Regions from separate parts of the Homo sapiens genome. Here region 2 is linked to region 1. Evidence: read pairs that join two places in POLR2A ChIA-PET (ENCODE). Cell type or tissue: GM12878. All regions are shown on one strand. Links, peaks and the distances in the headings refer to the core of each region. The heading gives the core; the rest is flanking DNA. Region 1 overlaps CDC42SE2 (CDC42 small effector 2). Region 2 holds the start of LOC124901061 (a long non-coding RNA gene).

Region 1 (2,914 bases), core at 160-2,659:
ACAGGCAATAGGAAAGAACTAAAAAACAAAACAGAAAACATGAATAGGTCTCAGATGATAAGACACTGGATTCACTAAACAAGAACAACATGCCTACAAAGGAAGCGAGAGAGAGAAGGAACAAATCGATAACAAGAAACGATGCTTGGAAATAATATGATAGCTGAAATAAAGTAGTGCATGAGAAGGCTGGAAGATGTAGTTCATTCTTCCAGCAAGTAAAAGAAAAATATAAAGAAATGTAAAGTAGAAGGGAAAATTAAGAAAGTTAGATGATCAACCCAGGAAGTACAAAATCTGCCTAAAGTTACAAAAAAGAGGACAAAAGGCATTGGAGGATAATAAATTATCAAAGTAATACTACAGGAAAATTTCCCTAGTAAATTATCAAAGTAATACTAGGGGAAAATTTCCCTGAACTACAAAACAAAACAAAACAAAAAACAGTAGTCTCTTGGTTGAATGAAAAAGAACCCATACTACTGAGTGAAATTTCAGACTATCTGGACAAGTCACTTAGCTATTTAATCGGTTATACCACGAGATACTTATGGAGGGTATTAGAACAATTAATGATAGTTTCATTAAAAGGTAAGCAAACAACTTTGGGAGGCCAAGGCAGGTGGATCACGAGGTGAGTTCAAGACCAGCCTGGCCAAGACGGTGAAACCCCATTTCTACTAAAATTAGCTGGGTGCGGTTGCAGGTGCCTGTAATCCCAGCTACTTGGGAGGCTGAGGCAGGAGAATCACCTGAACCCGGGTGGCAGAGGTTGCAGGGAGGCGAGATCGTGCCACTGCACTCCAGCCTGGGCAACAGAGTGAGACTGTCTCAAAAAAAAAAAAAAAAAAAAAAGTTAAGCAGACATTGTGTGTAAAATTTGTGACAGAATTTTTTTTTTTAAGCTAAGCAAGCCAGAAGCAATTCCAGTGCAAAGTGTGGTGTAAGAAAAATTAATTATAGTACAGTACTTGGCTCAATTGTAAACACTCTTCACATAGAGTTAATATAAACACTTGATTTTTGTATTTCAATTTTATATAGTAAATGTTTGGGGGGAATTATATGACTTGCTTTGAAACACAGTTGTTCACACAGTGATGTGAAGGAAACAACAGTGGACAAGGAAGACTCCCAGATCTGATTTTAGTTAGCTGTGGGACTTTGGCAAGTAATATCTTCCTAGGTACATTGTACATTGTATACATACAGTGTATAGAAACAATCCCAGATGGACCCATAGTGACAGAAATTTCTAGTGAAAAGTTTTTAACACCAATGATATTAACAATATCATTAATACTTGAAAGCTAGTTCAGATTAGTTTCTCCCCTCCTTTTTTTTTTTTTTTTTAACCTATTTTGTGCTTCAGTTTTCATACTTGGAATATGTGACTTAAACCAGATACTAATTTTAAATAGAAGGAGAAAAAAACTGTTTTCACTTCAGGTTTCTCACTGAGAGATGAGAACAACTAGTTCCTTCAATTTTGCTTTTAGCAATTTGGCCCTTGAAAAGGTCACTATAGATTTGCTTAGAGATTCTTTTTAAAAACATTTGGGGGTCTCCTGCAAACTTCTCATCTGTCAAAAGCTGCAAAATACATACTGAGTAGGAAAAGGTTAGTTACCTACTAAACCCTAAAGGACAGATACCGACAGCACCACACTTAAGATTGAATTGTAAATGCATTACCAGCAACTCACCTATTTATTTATGAATATTTCCAACACAAAATATCTTTCCTTTCTGTACTTTGACTTAGATAATTCTCTGCTTATAATACTAGCTGGTTTTGGTTTCTCTGTGGTGATCTATGGTGTGACTCTCATCTCCTCTGGAGAGAGCTCCTTATATAAGCTCTGTCACCTGAGGGCCACTGCTGGCATTCCAGTGAGTGAGCTAAGCTCTAGAAGCCAGACAAGTAGAATTATTTTTCCCACCGTAGAAGATACAGTACAAGTTCATGTATAGAAGAAGTTTATTATTTTCTCAAGTTTTGACCTAAGTATGAGAATTTGGAATCCAAAGTAGGCTATTCAGTTATTGAAGAGCAGATATTTTTCCAGTCTCTGCAGTATCTAAAACCTTGTTTCTCTTTCATTTGTCCCTTAACATATTAGAGATTTTTTTGTCATATTCTTAGAAACTAGACTTCCACAGGCAGTTTTATCAACTCAGATTACCACCCATGGGAAGGCTGAATTCAGCTTCTTTAACATGAATATCCAGGACCTGGACACTGTTAAGACTCCCATCTTGGCCAGGCATGGTGGCTCATGCCTGTAATCTCAGCACTTTAGGAGGCCAAGGTGGGTGGATTAGTTGAGGTCAGGAGTTCGAGACCAGCCTGACCAACATGGTGAAACCCATCTTTACTAAAAATACAAAAAATTAGATGGGCATGGTGGTGCATGCCTGTAATTCCAGCTACTCGGGAGGCTGAGACACGAGAATCGCTTGAACCCAGGAGGCGGAGGTTGCAGTGAGCTGAGATTGCACCACCGCACTCCAACCTGGGTGACGAATGACTCTTGTCTCAAAAAAAAAAACAAAAAACCTTTATTCAATAGAGAGTACAAAGGTGAACAAATGAGGACTTCTGAGCAGTGGCTGAGACAAGAAGTGAGAGTTTGCCAGAGGATCCCAGATTTGAAGGGAAGGTAAAATGTCATATACTGCTATAGAAGGTACTAGCAAATGAGTTCATGGCTTTAAAGTTCTTGGAACTGTGCCTGGTATCTTATAAGTACTCTTTATTACCCACTTTTACTTTTTAAATATTCAGCTGTTAATCTTTATTTTTTAATTTACCTTTGAGGTTCAGGGGGTACATGTGTAGGTTTATTATATAGGTAAACTGAGTCACAGATTACCTGCTGTACAGATAATTTCATCACCCAGGTAATAGGCA
Region 2 (2,914 bases), core at 147-2,646, 150 kb before region 1:
TTCTGTTTTAAAGCCTATTTCAGTTCTGTTTATTTACTAGATCCTAATTCCTCTCACCCAGTAAAGGACATTGCTCCAATAGTTCCTGCTCCCTAGCCCAGTTTTTAACCCTTCACTAAATCATTTCCATCAGCCTACTACAATGCCATTATTTGTAGCATCTTTAATAAAATGAACAAAAAACCCTTTTTGACTACTTTCCCCTCTATCTACTGCCCAATTTTTTAATAGCTAAACTTCTTAATAGCCATCTGTAAATTCTGTCCTCAACTTTTCCTTTACCACTCTGTCTTGAACTGGCCCCAATAAGGCTTTTGCCCACATGACTCCACCAAAACTATTATCAAAGCCAGCAAGTGTCCTCCATGTTGATCATTCCAAGGGTCAATCCTGAGTCCTCATCTTACCTGACCAGCAGCATTTTATGACACGGATCATTCCCTCCTCCTGGTTGCACCCTCTACACTTGGTTGCCAGGACAGCATACCCTCTTGGTTTTCTTCTGTTTCTTCTCAGTATCTGGCTGATTTGGCCTTTACTGTCTAACCTCTCAGTGTTGGAATGCCCAGGCTCTGTCCTGAGCCTGTTTTTCTTCTCTCTCCACACTCACTTTCTTAAAAATCTCATCTGTTTCCTGGGCCATAAATGCCACCTCTAATCTGAAAACTCATAAATGTATTTCTCCAACTCAAGCCTCTCTCTTGAACTCCTGACTCACATATCTAACTATCTAGTCAACATCTCCACTCGAATATCTACTGGGTATCTCAAACTGAATAGATCTCATAGAGAATTCCAGATCTTACTTTTCTAACCTACCTCATCTGCAGCCTTCATGGTAACTGCATCCTTTCATCTGCTCAGGTCAAAAGTCTTAGAGTTAGCTATGAATCTTCTCTCTCTGCCACATCTCACATCCAGTCTGTCAAGAGTTCCTGTTGGGTTCTCCCTTCAAATATATGCAGTATCTGACCACCCACCACTTCCTTGGTTACTGCCCTGTTCTGAACCACCATCCTTTCTCACCTGGCCTAACCCAATAACCTCCTCCCTATCTCTCTTCCTCTAACTTAAACTCCATAGTCCATTCTCAAAACAGCAGCCAGAGTGAGCTTCATAAATGTAAGACAGCTGCTATCATTCATCTGTTCAAAGTCCTGCAATAACTTCCCATTTTACTCAGAACGAAAGTCAAAATTCTTACAAGAGGCTCAACATTGCCTCTTTTAAGAGTGAAGCGTGCTGAATGGCCACAGAGAAAAGGGTGACCGCAGCAGATGCAGGAGCCAAAGCAGAAGGTCAGGCAAGGGAGTAGGACAAGGCAGCAGGACAAGCAGAAGCAGCATCTGGGTAGAGTGAAGGCATCAGGCCAGCAGCAGCCCATGTGGGGGTGCCCAGCAGGGGACCTAGAGGCAGAAGCAGCAGACTGGAAGACAGGGAATGGGGGGTCCACATGAAGCAGCTATGGTGGGCATGGCAGGCAGAGAGGGTAAGCAGTGGCCGCCGTGTGAACAGTGGCTTAGGTGGAGCCCTGAGCCAAGCTCAGAGGATAGCAGCAGCCTGGTTGAAATCGAAGTGGTGGCCCAGAGCCAGGGGAAGCCCAGAGCAAAGCAAAGGAACATTACACACAGTGGCTTCTCTTGATTCATGACACTATGTAACAACCTCTAAAAACCCTGGAGAGGTGTCCATAGGAGAGAACCTTGAAAGAAGTCTAGAGTGGTACAGTTATTTGTGTGAGAGCTTTCAAACTAACGGGATTTCAGGCCTAAATATTAAGGTGATTTTATGCGTACCTACAAGCCAGGGAGTTATAGGGACATTCAGAGCTACATACTTGTTTATGACTGTCCTAAAAGAAACTGTCTCATACAGTAGCAAGGTCAAGATTTCTGAAAAACAAACACAGAGGCTAATCCTGTGGGTGATTGAATTACAAGGCAATTTGAATTTACAACCCCACAGGATCACTTTTGTTCAAGTACAACACTGATTGGGAAGAAGTGGGACTTTGGAAATTGGCATGAGGAGTCTATAGAAAGATTTGAATGAAGCTTGGTCATTGACCTCTATGTTCCGCCAAGGCTCCTTTGCTTGCCCTACTTCCCTGCCTGAGAAAGTCAGTCTCCCCTTGCATGAAGAACCTGGAAGAGTGACTTTGTAAGAGACAAATCCTCCTCAGGACCTATCCCTACTATCTCTCATTGTTTCTAGACCTACAACCAGATTTAAATCACAGCAGGCCTCAGGAGGTCAGTTACCAAGTGTGACCTATGAGAAGGAACTAAACACACCAAAAAAAAAGGTAAGATCTTACCAATTGTGATTGATAAAAATGTGTGGAGCATGTTTGGCATCCCAAGAGTGTTGGATCAGGGTGGAAGGAATTTAAAATAGGATCAGGCCGAATTTATTGTTATGGGTACATGAAGCAGAGATTCTTGATTTGATGTGTTAGCTCAAGAAACTGAAAGTGGCTTTAACCATTTCCATGGCTGTTCACTGAAACCTGGAACCGAAGGATAATTGGTCCTGGGGTAGCAAGGATCAACTGGCCCTGTTTAATTGCCAAAGACAGGATGGGTATGGTTGACACAATTGGTGGCGAAGCGAAGTAGTAACCAGAAACGATTGTCTTGCAGAGATCTTTGGTGTTAGCTAATTGCTCATGGTTGTCTCAAGTCTGAATTAGGTGGACAGTCTACTGAAGTCTCACTTTAGTATAGCAATTTAGTATCATTTGTATGTAGTATGATTTGAATAAGCAGGAAAGCTCTAGGTTTGATAAGCAGAAGTCTGCCTTTAATTACACAATAGTCTTGGCCCCTTAACAAATTCCTACACTTGAACCAATTCACAAATTTAGAGACCCTTGAATAAAGAGGAGGCCAAGTTCCTGAAGGAATAATCCTGA

Evidence for each region. ChIA-PET counts read pairs that join two places held together with the same protein. Peaks named below come from ENCODE experiments on the same cell type or tissue, not always from the same donor. Only the 100,000 strongest peaks of a DNase experiment are listed, where the experiment ranks them.
Region 2: POLR2A ChIA-PET joins it to region 1 with 10 read pairs; 5 of 35 experiments call an interaction of 5 or more read pairs at or near these places.

The regions. Positions count from the first base shown.
Region 1 is chr5:131,373,696-131,376,609 of GRCh38, forward strand. All of the region lies in intron 3 of CDC42SE2 (CDC42 small effector 2), which reads left to right. Among named protein-coding and RNA genes, the nearest start is that of CDC42SE2, 110 kb to the left of the region's middle. RefSeq lists a silencer at 1,864-1,913. In GM12878, for the core only: no CTCF peak of the experiment used is centred there; no DNase peak of the experiment used is centred there; H3K4me3 peaks cover 925 bases; H3K27ac peaks cover 2,500 bases.
Region 2 is chr5:131,223,542-131,226,455 of GRCh38, forward strand. It overlaps LOC124901061 (a long non-coding RNA gene), which reads right to left and starts at 930. Exons shown (of 2, transcript XR_007058932.1): 1 at 820-930. It also overlaps a transcript of CDC42SE2 not described here. RefSeq lists enhancers at 870-929, 1,290-1,389. In GM12878, for the core only: no CTCF peak of the experiment used is centred there; a DNase peak (open chromatin) is centred at 1,110; H3K4me3 peaks cover 1,651 bases; H3K27ac peaks cover 2,375 bases.